Linked DNA regions of Mus musculus: regions 1 and 3 are each linked to region 2. The links are chromatin loops, found by intact Hi-C in ENCODE. Cell type or tissue: left cerebral cortex. All regions are shown on one strand.

The links. Hi-C counts contacts between places; a loop is a spot of excess contacts. Peaks named below come from ENCODE experiments on the same cell type or tissue, not always from the same donor. Only the 100,000 strongest peaks of a DNase experiment are listed, where the experiment ranks them.
Region 1: a loop joins it to region 2, with 2.0 times the contacts of the local background. A loop is called at or near these places in 3 of 42 quality-filtered maps.
Region 3: a loop joins it to region 2, with 4 times the contacts of the local background. A loop is called at or near these places in 4 of 42 quality-filtered maps.

What each region holds. Positions count from the first base shown.
Region 1 is chr9:56,372,719-56,376,718 of GRCm38, forward strand. It overlaps Peak1 (pseudopodium-enriched atypical kinase 1), which reads right to left. Exons shown (of 7, transcript NM_172924.3): 2 at 1,658-1,721. Among named protein-coding and RNA genes, the nearest start is that of Peak1, 43 kb to the right of the region's middle. In left cerebral cortex, no CTCF peak of the experiment used is centred here; a DNase peak (open chromatin) is centred at 1,879.
Region 2 is chr9:56,272,330-56,276,329 of GRCm38, forward strand. The region is part of intron 3 of Peak1 (pseudopodium-enriched atypical kinase 1); the gene reads right to left. All of the region lies in intron 5 of Peak1os (a long non-coding RNA gene), which reads left to right. Among named protein-coding and RNA genes, the nearest start is that of Peak1os, 33 kb to the left of the region's middle. In left cerebral cortex, a CTCF peak has its summit at 2,003 (motif pointing right); a DNase peak (open chromatin) is centred at 1,428.
Region 3 is chr9:56,602,670-56,606,669 of GRCm38, forward strand. Gm26868 (a long non-coding RNA gene) reads left to right here and starts at 3,987. Exons shown (of 3, transcript XR_001779179.2): 1 at 3,987-4,000. In left cerebral cortex, no CTCF peak of the experiment used is centred here; DNase peaks (open chromatin) are centred at 2,248, 2,623 and 2,905.

The sequences.
Region 1 (4,000 bases), 100 kb after region 2:
TTTTAAAAAGCTGACTACTCAGAAACTTTCTCTAGCCCAGAGTCTAATACAAACAATAGAATATCATTCTGTGACAAAAGGTAATGGGGGACTGACACATGCTACAACATGAATGAACCTCTACACCTTACAGATTGTGCAAGAAACATCTAGAATGGATCAGCAGCCAGCACGCACATCAGCCGCCGACAGGAATGACTACTGACTGTCATATACTACTTTACAGAGTATTAAAAATATTTCAAAATTAGATTGTGGGAATGGCTGTACATATCTGTAAATACAACAAAAAGTACTGAACTGCACACTTTAAGTGAGTCAGTTTTATAATGTGCAAATCATTTCTTGATAAAGATGTGTTATGAACTAAACAACTAGTGCTTAGGGCACTAGTGTGTTGGAGGAAAATATGGAGAAAGACTAGATGTTCTCTGTGAAAGAGTCTAAATTATTACATAATCCAAAGACACTGAAGGATTCTGAAAATCAGACAGGCATGCTGGCATTTATACTTTAGGGAAAAAATACCATGTTGACAATTACAAGAAAGGTGTGGAGCAGCCAGACTCCAGGTAGAAAGACTAGACTGGAGATTTAATGGTCTACTTCAAAGTGTTTAAATGAAGGGGAAAAAAATTTTTTGGAGAACAGGTTTCATGCATTAATATGTCTAGCCTCATGCTCTCAAGGTAGGGGACCTTGAACTTGTGGTCCTCCTGTCTCCTCCTCCCAGGTGCTGGCATTACAGGCACTATGGCACTGCCATGCCAGGTTAATGTTGTGCTGGGAAGCAGCTCAGGGCTTTGTGAGCATTTGGTAAGTACTCTACCAGCCGAGCCTGCCATCTCCAGTCTGCTCCCAACAATTTTTTTAATAGAAAATTTAGAAATGAAGAGGACTAAAGCCAAGACAGGTAAGGAATCAGACAAGACTTTAGTTAGTATTATCTTTAGAGTAGAATATTATCTAGAAAAGCTTTCTGTAAAAGGGGAACGGTGTGTGGAAACCAATTAGCACACTAATGGGTACACTTTATTACATAAGGCCAATAGAGAGAATTACAGAAAGTAATCCAGTCTAAGGACTAGATTGTATGAAACCCTTTACTAACTGGCCTTTTAAATAGCCACTGTCTTAATCTGACTTAACTAACAGAGGGTTTGTCTTTAAACATGTCAGATTAGGGTGTGACATTGCACAGTTTCAATTCTAGCACGACAGAAGCAAGAAGCAGGTGGATAGACCTGTGTGAATTCAAGCATATTGGCCTACAAAGGAAGTTCCAGACCAACCAGAGAGAGATAGTGAAACTGTCTATAAATCAATATATAAATATAAATTAAAAAATTAAAACCATCAGATTATAATGCCAAAATTTTCCTTAAGTGTGTCAGATCAGCAACATATGTGTAACTCCATTTTCAAGTAGAGAAAAGCAATGAAAATATACTCCAAAGTGTCTTAGCAATGGAGTCAGTTTATTTCCCAAACTAACCCACAAACTATAAGCATTCAGACTGCTTCATAGAATTACAAAAAAGCTTTGCTTCCTATTGAAACACTTAAGAAAATATATCATCGTCTTTAATTTTCAGAAACAACTCATTCTTATTATAAACTACATATAAAGTGCCAGATACATTCATAAATATCTCACCTTGGGTTTTCTAGGCAAGCTACCAAGAAACATCTAGCGCATAAGTCCTGGGTTGGACAGACACCTAGAATGAAGAGGAAAAAAAAAAAAGACATGGTCAATAAAACTACGTCTGAGCTGGCATCTCACTTCCTCACATCAGGAAACTTTAACTCCCAAACTCTTTTTGTGATCACAATGTTCTTTAGACGACTGGACCAAGTCCAAACTTCAGAGCTCCTGAGTCTGGTGAGATGAGTCAGAGCTTGTGCTGGCTAATTTTTTATCCACTTGACACAATCCACAGTCATTTGGGAAGAGAGGACTTCTGATTGAGAAGATGCCCCACCAGACTGGTCTGTGGGCAAGCGTGTGGTACATTTTCATCATTGATAATTGATGGGAGAGGGCCCAGCTGACTGTGAGTGGTATGATCCTGGAGCTATAAGAAAGCAGGCTTGAGCAAGTTATGGGGAGTTAGTGCTCCAGCCCCTGCCTCCAGGTTCCTGTCCTAGATTTTCTCAGTGATAGATTTATAAAATATAAGCTTAAAAGCTATAAAGATCCTCTCTCAAAATAAAACAAGAAAGAAATGCCAGACTTTCTATTGCCTTTGATGATTTAATGCTATGTTTTGGTTGTTCTGTGCTGGGAGTTGAAAAGAGGGCCTCGCACATGCTAAAGTCAGCACTCTACCTCTGAGCTACATTCCCTACCTTGTTTATTTGATGTTAACGATAATCCTCCACATTAAGGCTATGTGAGTGCACGTGCGTGTGCATGCTGGTATGGTTTAAGAAGTATGTTGTGTGCCCTTACCAGCACTCTGCTCTCTTCCCTTAAGAGAGGGTCTCTCACAGAACTTGAGGCTCACAGGTAGCTGGCCAGTGAGCTTCTGGGATGCATTTGGTTTTGCCTGCATGCTAGGGTTACAGGTATGTTTGTGGCCATGATCTGCTCTTTTATGTGGATGCCAGGGATCTAAACTCGGGTTTTTGTGTTAGTGCAGCAAGTGTTGTGTCTTAAGTGTTTCTATTGCTATGATAAAACTGTATTAGCTCAATCCTCAAAAGTCAAGTCAGCAATTGCCTCTGTCCTAGCACTATTGTGGCCATCGTCTCCACAAAAACAAACAAGCAACCAAACAAACAACAGAAACAATCTGAAAACTCTGAAGTGCAAAAGTAAGCCAATAGCATATTATTTATAAAATTTAAATTAAAAAGAACATTAAAAGTCCTATAAATTCTAGTCTAGTCTAAATAAATAAAATTCTATTTTATACTGGAAAAAAAAAATCAAACTACTAGCATCATCTTTTGTCAATGAAGTTAGAGTTGTTTTTAAAATGTTGGCCATTTATGTAGCTCCAGACCATCTTAAGCATCGAGGCAAGATGACTTGATGGCTCAAGATACATGCTGCCAAGCTAGGTTCACCCCTGGGATCTCAACAGAGGAAGTAGAGACCTGACTCCCATAAGTTGTCCTTGACTACACACATTCACAATGGCATGCTTGAGCTCCCTACTATAAATAAATTCATGTAAAACAAACAAACAAACAAACAAATAAACAACAACCCTTTTTAGCTCACAGTAAGCCTGCACTTTAAGACCTTTCAAGTTCAGTATGTCTATGTTACCACTAAATGGTACAGATGTGAGGCATCTCTAGGTATAAACTTAAGCCACGACACAACTAGAAGAGTAACACATTTCCACAGAGATTACAGGAGCAACTGACAGTGTACGTGAAATCTATGGGGATGATGGTTACCTGAAGAACTCAAAAAAAGAAAGAAAAAAGTAGGCTCTCCTGTTGATATAAATAGCAGATACAAAAATAAATAAATAGATAGATAGATTAAAAAAAATAAATAAAATATGTTGTAATAAGCCACAGAGATTTGGGGGAATTGCTTGTTACTCTAACATAATTTAGGCTATTCTGATTGCTATGAAATTAAATAATGTAATATACTATAATATATACTAGAATAATACATATTATGGCTATCTTTGTGTACTGTCCTTGATCATGTAAAATAGTAAAAATCTTTCTGGAAAGCAATTTATAACAGTCAACAGGAACCTTAAAAAGTTCCAATCCTGAGGTTAGGAAACTAGCGTGGGTTCTTAGCCACTAGCTCTGCACTTGCTCTGCAGGCATGAGGCCTCAAGCTAGAATCCCCAGCACCCACATAAGGCTGACATGGCTCCATGTGCCCATGGCCCCGGCATATAGGGGCAGAAACAGGCAAATTCAGAGCTCACTGCCTCAGGGAAAGGGGGGGGGGGGACACACCCGATCTCCTGCTCAGGCCTTCCCATGCATATATGCACTGGCACATACACCTGCATAC
Region 2 (4,000 bases):
GGTTTGCTGAAAGCACTAAAACACCAGAGCAGCAGATTAGATAAGGAGGCAGTGAACCACGGAGTACCATGAGGTAAGTTTACTGCCTGGCATATAGCGATCAATGACAAACATTAGTCATCTCCCACAGAAAATAAGGAAATGGTGGGGAAAAAGATTGCTCCTTGAAAATTCAACTCATAAGAGGAACTTAACTCTAAAAGAAGTTTCAATATGATCCCTTTGGGGAATTTAGGGATTATGATAAAAAGTGTGATTTAGAAGGGTACCTTCAAAGTTGAAGACAATACACACCACCTTCTAAAAGAAGCCCACAAGACAGAGCTTTGAGGCCCCGGTGCTTGTTTATGATGTGTGGCAATGGCTGTTGCTTAAAATGAAAGTATTACCCCAAAGAATCCTTAGAAGAGTGCAAGCCAATAATAGAAACAACAAAATTTGCAGTTATAGACCAGAAAAATCTCCCTAGTGGCAAAGGCAATTTTTATTATTTTCCTTGGGCTCTTGCTTAAAATCAAGAGGTAGAGTTTAATACAGCATTCAAGAAGAATTTAATTAGTTTGAATGTAATTAAAAGTAAAATGACATGAACATTTTCATGATGAGGTTTCTGGGCAATGATTGAATAATCTTTAAAAATTCCATTACTATGGTTTAATAATTTCCGATAGACCTACTGCTTTCAAAGTTTTGGTCATAGTAGACAATTTAAATGAAAAATATTTTGGGGTAGCATTCAGCATAGAGTAGGTTTTCTAAGACTTTTAAGTTCTGGGGCTGCAGAAACAGCTCTGCAGGTAAGAGCACGGTGCTCACACCACCTCTAACTCCAGTTCCTGGAGGTCTGACTCTTCCTGGCCTCTGCAGGCACCAGACACACATGTGATACCTAAAACTAAACCCATATACACAAAATGAAAACATATTAAAAAAAAAACAAGCCTCATATTTTGAGATAAAATCCAGTAAGACAAAATATCAAAACCAATCATATATCAACTCAAACACAAAACATAGCTACCCTAAGGAAACAGACCCCTGACTCAGCGAAGGGAAAGCAATGCCCAAGACAACCTAAGGAGACTAGACAACTTCCAAATTACTCTAAACAACAGTCTATTGCATAACTGTGAAAGTACAATTGATAAATGCACCATAAATCTACAAAGGAAGGAGGGAGGGAGGTAAGATGGAACGAATGAATGAATGAATGAATGAGCAAGCATGATGGTCCTTGAACACCTGAATGTGAAGAGTGATGTGCTGAGCACACCACCACTCCCAGGTCACAGCCAGCTCTCGCCAGAAGACTGCAGTAAGAGTTAATATCAAAGCTTTGTCTGACTTGAAGCAACACAGAAGGCAAAAATAAATACCAACTCCTACAAAAAGCAGATGAATCAGATGCACACGGGGAACAAGTGTGGTCTAAGTGTGATGTTTAACATAGTTGTGGTTGGAAACCCAAATCCTGCTTCTGTCTTTAAGATGCAACTCTGAATTAGTCATTCATGTCTTTGGCTAAATGTCAGGCTACTTCCAAGGTACCTGATGTTCTTGGAAAGGGGCCATGAATATATTAAGATAAAAATGGACACTGAATTTTCTCTGATGATCAAATAAAATAATGAAGAGACGATGTTCAGGATATGATGTGTTCCTCGCTGCTCTCTCATCAACCTAGAGAGAGGTAGGCCTGATTATCTCTTTATGGTAGGGGTTGGGGAAAGATGTTTGGACATGGAGAAGCAGTAAAATTAAGAAGTAAAGCTTTTCAAGTTATATAATTTGGAAAATTTGGGATTAATATATAGACTTTAAAGCTTGATACTGGTGAAACCTCTTAAGACTGTCCTTTGTGCTAGAGATCATGATGTTTAAGAAAGGAAAGGGAAAAAAAAGGCAGACACAGCAGACAAGTATCCCTTGTTCTCCCTTGTGATGATTAGGGTGAGAATGTCCCCAGGAGGCTCAGATGTTTGAACACATAGTCCCCAGTTGGTGGCGCTATTTGGGGGATGGTTAGGAAGTATAACCTTTTTTTTTTTTAATATTTTTTATTACGTATTTTGCTCAATTACATTTCCAATGCTATCCCAAAAGCCCCCCATACCCTCCCCCCAACTTCCCTACCCACCCATTCCCATTTTTTTGGCCCTGGCGTTCCCCTGTACTGGGCATATAAAGTTTGTGTGTCCAATGGGCCTCTCTTTCCAGTGATGGCCAACTAGGCCATCTTTTGATACACATGCAGCTAGAGTCCAGAGCTCCAGGGTACTGGTTAGTTCATATTGTTGTTCCACCTATAGGGTTGCAGATCCCTTTAGCTCCTTGGGTACTTTCTCTAGCTCCTCCATTGGGAGCCCTGTGATCCATCCAATAGCTGACTGTGAGCATCCACTTCTGTGTTTGCTAGGCCCCTGCCTAGTCTCACATGAGACAGCTCTATCTGGGTCCTTTCAGCAAAATCTTGCTAGTGTATGCAATGGTGTGAGCTTTTGGAAGCTGATTATGGGGTGGATCCCTGGATATGGCAGTCTCTAGTTGGTCCATCCTTTCATCACAGCTCCAAACTTTGTCTCTGTAATTCCTTCCATGGGTGTTTTGTTCCCATTTCTAAGAAGGGGCACAGTGTCCACACTTTGGTCTTCATTCTTCTTGAGTTTCATGCGTTTAGCAAATTGTATCTTATATCTTGGGTCTTCTAAGTTTTGGGCTAATATCCACTTATCAGTGAGTACATATTATGAGAGTTCCTTTGTGATTGTGTTACCTCACTCAGGATGATGCCCTCCAGGTCCATCCATTTGCCTAGGAATTTCATAAATTCATAAATTCATTTTTAATAGCTGAGTAGTACTCCATTGTGTAAATGTGCCACATTTTCTGTATCCATTCCTCTGTTGAGGGGCATCTGGGTTCTTTCCAGCTTCTGGCTATTATAAATAAGGCTGCTCTGAACATAGTGGAGCATGTGTCCTTCTTACCGGTTGGAACATCTTCTGGATATATGCCCAGGAGAGGTATTGCTGGATCCTCCGGTAGTACTATGTCCAATTTTCTGAGGAACCGCCAGACTGATTTCCAGAGTGGGTGTACAAGCTTGCAATCCCACCAACAATGGAGGAGTGTTCCTCTTTCTCCACATCCTCGCCAGCATCTGCTGTCACCTGAATTTTTGATCTTAGCCATTCTGACTGGTGTGAGGTGGAATCTCAGGGTTGTTTTGAGTTGCATTTCCCTGATGATTAAGGATGTTGAACATTTTCAGGTGCTTCTCTGCCATTCGGTATTCCTCAGGTGAGAATTCTTTGTTTAGTTCTGAGCCCCATTTTTTAATGGGGTTATTTGATTTTCTGGAGTCCACCTTCTTGAGTTCTTTATATATGTTGGATATTAGTCCCCTATCTGATTTAGGATAGGTAAAGATCCTTTCCCAATCTGTTGGTGGTCTTTTTGTCTTATTGACGGTGTCTTTTGACTTGCAGAAGCTTTGCAGTTTCATGAGGTCCCATTTGTCGATTCTCGATCTTACAGCGCAAGCCATTGCTGTTCTATTCAGGAATTTTTCCCCTGTGCCCATATCTTCAAGGCTTTTCCCCACTTTCTCCTCTATAAGTTTCAGTGTCTCTGGTTTTATGTGAAGTTCCTTGATCCACTTAGATTTGACCTTAGTACAAGGAGATAGGTATGGATCAATTTGCATTCTTCTACATGATAACCACCAGTTGTGCCAGCACCATTTGTTGAAAATGCTGTCTTTTTTCCACTAGATGGTTTTAGCTCCCTTGTCAAAGATCAAGTGACCATAGGTGTGTGGGTTCATTTCTGGGTCTTCAATTCTATTCCATTGGTCTACTTGTCTGTCACTATACCAGTACCATGCAGTTTTTATCACAATTGCTCTGTAGTAAAGCTTTAGGTCAGGCATGGTGATTCCACCAGAGGTTCTTTTATCCTTGAGAAGAGTTTTTGCTATCCTAGGTTTTTTGTTATTCCA
Region 3 (4,000 bases), 330 kb after region 2:
GCCACCTGAGGCCATGGTGATGTCCTGGCCCATGCTGCCACTGAAGGCCATGTGTGGGTTTGTGGCACTGCGATAGCAGGGGTCTATGTCGATGTCTGTGGCCCATCACCACCAAACACCACACAGATGTCTGGGCTGCCACCTGGGGCCATACTGATGTCTAAAGGCCGTGCAGAACCAGCTCCACCCCTCATGAGCTGCTGCACTCGGGGTGGAAGGAGCCGACCCTGCCCCTCACCTAGACAAAGCTGGAGAGTTAGTTGGCCCTGGTGGTGCAGGTACAGGAGAGCTGTCAGGATGACCAGCTTAGCTTCCACCCAGGCCCAGATCCAGGTCTCTGAGTTGGCCTGCTCCAACATCTACTCCATCTATGATCTGCTGGAGCACATGAAGGGACCAGTCCTGCAGCTCCAAAGCTACAGGATCTCCATAACACAGGGCAACGACAGGATATCTGACAGTGAGGATCCAGTATTGAAAGTGTAGCAGAAACCAGAGGCCTCGAACCAGACTCATTGCAATGGATGTTTGCAAGTAAAGAAGTTTGGGCAAAAACATATGCTGTGTGACACACCACAGCTTCCCAGTGAGATGTCTTTTCTTTTCTTTTTTAAAAATTATTTCTATTTTTTGTTTTCTTCTGGGGGGATGTTGCAAGGGCAAAGGGTGGATATGGAGGGGTGGGGAGATGAGTGGGACTGGTGTGAATGGTGTGAAATTCACAAAGAATCAATACAAAGTTTAAAAGCTTCTTATACTTTGTTCATTTTGTATTTGTGCTGGGGGGTATATACTTGACTCTCTCTCTCTCTGTGTGTGTGTGCGTGTGTGTGTGTGTGTGTGTGTAGGCCAGAGGACAAATTCTGGGAGTTGATTCTTTCCTTTTATCATATGGGTCTTGGGGATTGAATTCAGATCTTCCAGTTTGGTGGCAAGCACCTGTTTTATGATGTTCCCTCTCAAAAGCACTATTTTTTTAAGCACTGATAGAAATTTACTCCAGCTATTTGCTCAGCATGACTACAGCTGGGGGCTAGCCCAGTTGATAGAGTGCTTGCCTAGCATTCATGAAGCCCTGGGTCTGGTCTCTAACAGTGCACGAGCCAGGTATGGTAATGGATGCCTGTACCCCCAACAAGCCAGGTATGGTAATGGATGCCTGTACCCCCAACAAGCCAGGTATGGTAACGGATGCCTGTACCTCCAACAAGCCAGGTATGGTAAAGGATACCTGTACCTCCAACAAGCCAGGTATGGTAACGGATGCCTGTACCTCCAACAAGCCAGGTATGGTAACGGATGCCTGTACCCCCAACAAGCCAGGTATGGTAACGGATGCCTGTACCTCCAACAAGCCAGGTATGGTAACGGATGCCTGTACCCCCAACAAGCCAGGTATGGTAACGGATGCCTGTACCTCCAACAAGCCAGGTATGGTAAAGGATGCCTGTACCTCCAACAAGCCAGGTATGGTAACGGATGCCTGTACCTCCAACAAGCCAGGTATGGTAACGGATGCCTGTACCCCCAACAAGCCAGGTATGATAATGGATGCCTGTACCCCCAACAAGCCAGGTATGGTAACGGATGCCTGTACCCCCAACAAGCCAGGTATGGTAACGGATGCCTGTAACACCAACACTCAAGGAGGTGAAAGCAGGACATCAGGAGTTCAAGCTCATCCTCAGCTATACAGAGTTCGAAACCAGCCTGTGTTACAAGACTCCATGTCTGAAAAAGTAGAGCTGGGTCGGGAGCAGCATTTCGGCAAGTGCTGTGCCACTGAAGCACTCTTCCTGCCTTGCCATAGAGTTTTCAGGGTAGCCTGCGTGTACAAGGACATGGAGATTTAGGCAGCAATGTAGATGTGAACGAGTTGGGGACAGAATGTACTAGAAATCCAGAATCTCCCTGCACAGGTGGGCATCTATCTGTAGGGGGAGGAGAACGGGTTAGGTGGGGAGGATTTGAATGCTGACCTCAAAAGTGGAGAATAGTGTTGGCCAAGTGATGGGAAACCTTCAGGGGTGGGAGCGATTGTACTTCAGGTTTGAGTGAGAGACCTCTGGCTTAGAGGAGTGAAGGTCTTGCTCCAGCGCCACAGACTGAGAGCTGGATCGGGAGCTCTGGGGCAGCCACTGGCCGCCTTTGATAACAGTGTTAATGACTCTAACTCACTTTAGTCCATTAACGAGTCTTTATTGAGCTGGAGCAGGCGCCAGGAGTGCGTGGGTGTGAGCTGGTATGCAGGCGCCTCGAAGCCCTGCCCCCACAGGAGATGGCCATCTGAGCCTTCCTGGACAAGATCAGAGGCCGAGGGACTGCTCTCTGCCTCTGTCACCTCCCCTGGGCTGCAGGGCCACCACACATCCTTAGGACTGGTGAAGCCTGAACTCATGGGGTGGGTGTTGGGACACGGTCACTGTTGACTCTTGGCTTCAGTCTTTTCCTGGGTTGTTTGCTTCCCCATTCCCATTGCGGCCACAGGTAGGGCAGTGTCAGGAGAAGTTGCGGGGAAGCCCAGGAACCCTGGCTGACAGTCCTCACAGAACTGAGAGCACAGAAAAGAGATGCTAACCAGGAGTGGTCCCAAGCTCATCCTGGAATAGAATAACTCATGCATATGCATGAGATCTCATGACTATGCATGCGCGAGCACACACACACACACATAAACACACACAGAGAGAGAGAGGAGAGAGAGAGAGAGAGAGAGAGAGAGAGAGAGAGAGAGAGAAGAGAGAGAGAGAGAACAAGTAATGTGTGTGGGGCTGAGCTAGGTTTAGGACAAGGAAGAGAGCCCCACCACACCATTTCTCTGGTCATATGATCCTGGTTTTTGAAGTGGGCAGTGTGGAAGGGACAGAATCCCTTCCACAGACTCTGTCCTGCCTTGGTTCTCTTCCTGCCTCTGGCTGTGGCCCCCAGCCAATCCCCATCTGCAGTAAATCTCAGCTTTCCCATCTGCATATTGGCCTCCAGTCTGTGCTTGAGAGAGCTCAGAGGGCTATGCAAAAGGCAGAGCCAGGCAATCTCTTCTGTGGATTTTTTTTTTTTTTTTTTTTTTTTTTGGATAGCTTAGAGAGAAGTTTTGAGAGGCAGAAGTTGCCTGGGCTTTGGGGCAGGTCCCAAGAAGTGCTGAAATAGTAATCTCATTTTACAGTTGGAAAAACCAAGGCCTAGAAAAGTAGAGACAGAACCAAGACCACACTACTGTAGCCTGATCCTTGTTCCAGGAGCTGTAGGTGCCCTGCACAGGGACTGCTTCTCCACGGCCTGGGGTCCACGATGGTCACAGCTTCATAGCAACTTGAGTGTCTTTAAAACAGTCTTAACTCTGTAGCCTAAGGTGGCTTCAAACTCACAGCAATCCTTCTGCCTCAGCTTTCCTGAGTGGTGAGATCATAGGCCTGTGCCTGGCAGCAAGGCATTTGTTTTTATGTCTGTACGTGGGGTGGCCAGTGAGCAGGCTGCTGTCCGCCTGTGAGTATAAAGCTGACAAGAGGCGCTGGCAGAGTGTGGAAACTGTCAGCAGAGCAGCCGCCTGTGAAATTAACATGATATCAAAAGCGTCAATGTTTATTTACTGGAAATATCTGGACAGGATGCAGATCAGGCCTGCAGCTGGTGCCTGAGGGTGAGGGTCACCCCTGCTGGTCCCTCAGCAGCCACTAGGCTCTGATGGCAGAGCCAGATGAATCCACGCCTGAGACCTCCACTCTTCCCGGCTCGCTGAGAATCAGCGTTTCAGGGACATTTGTCCTACCATGGTGTCAGGTTCTAGTGGGCAGCGTGGGTCTTTCTGAGGCCCGCGCTCTCTAGGAGACCAAAGAGTTGAAGCAGAGGGAACGCCTGGCCCTGCAGATAAACTTTCTTTTCTACCGGGCCAGGGAGGGTCCGCTAGTTTCCCAGACATCCACTGGCCTTAACTGATTGGCTAGGTTGACATCATCTGACTCAATTCAACCAATCAGAATGTGTCTTGTTGGACTTTGAAATC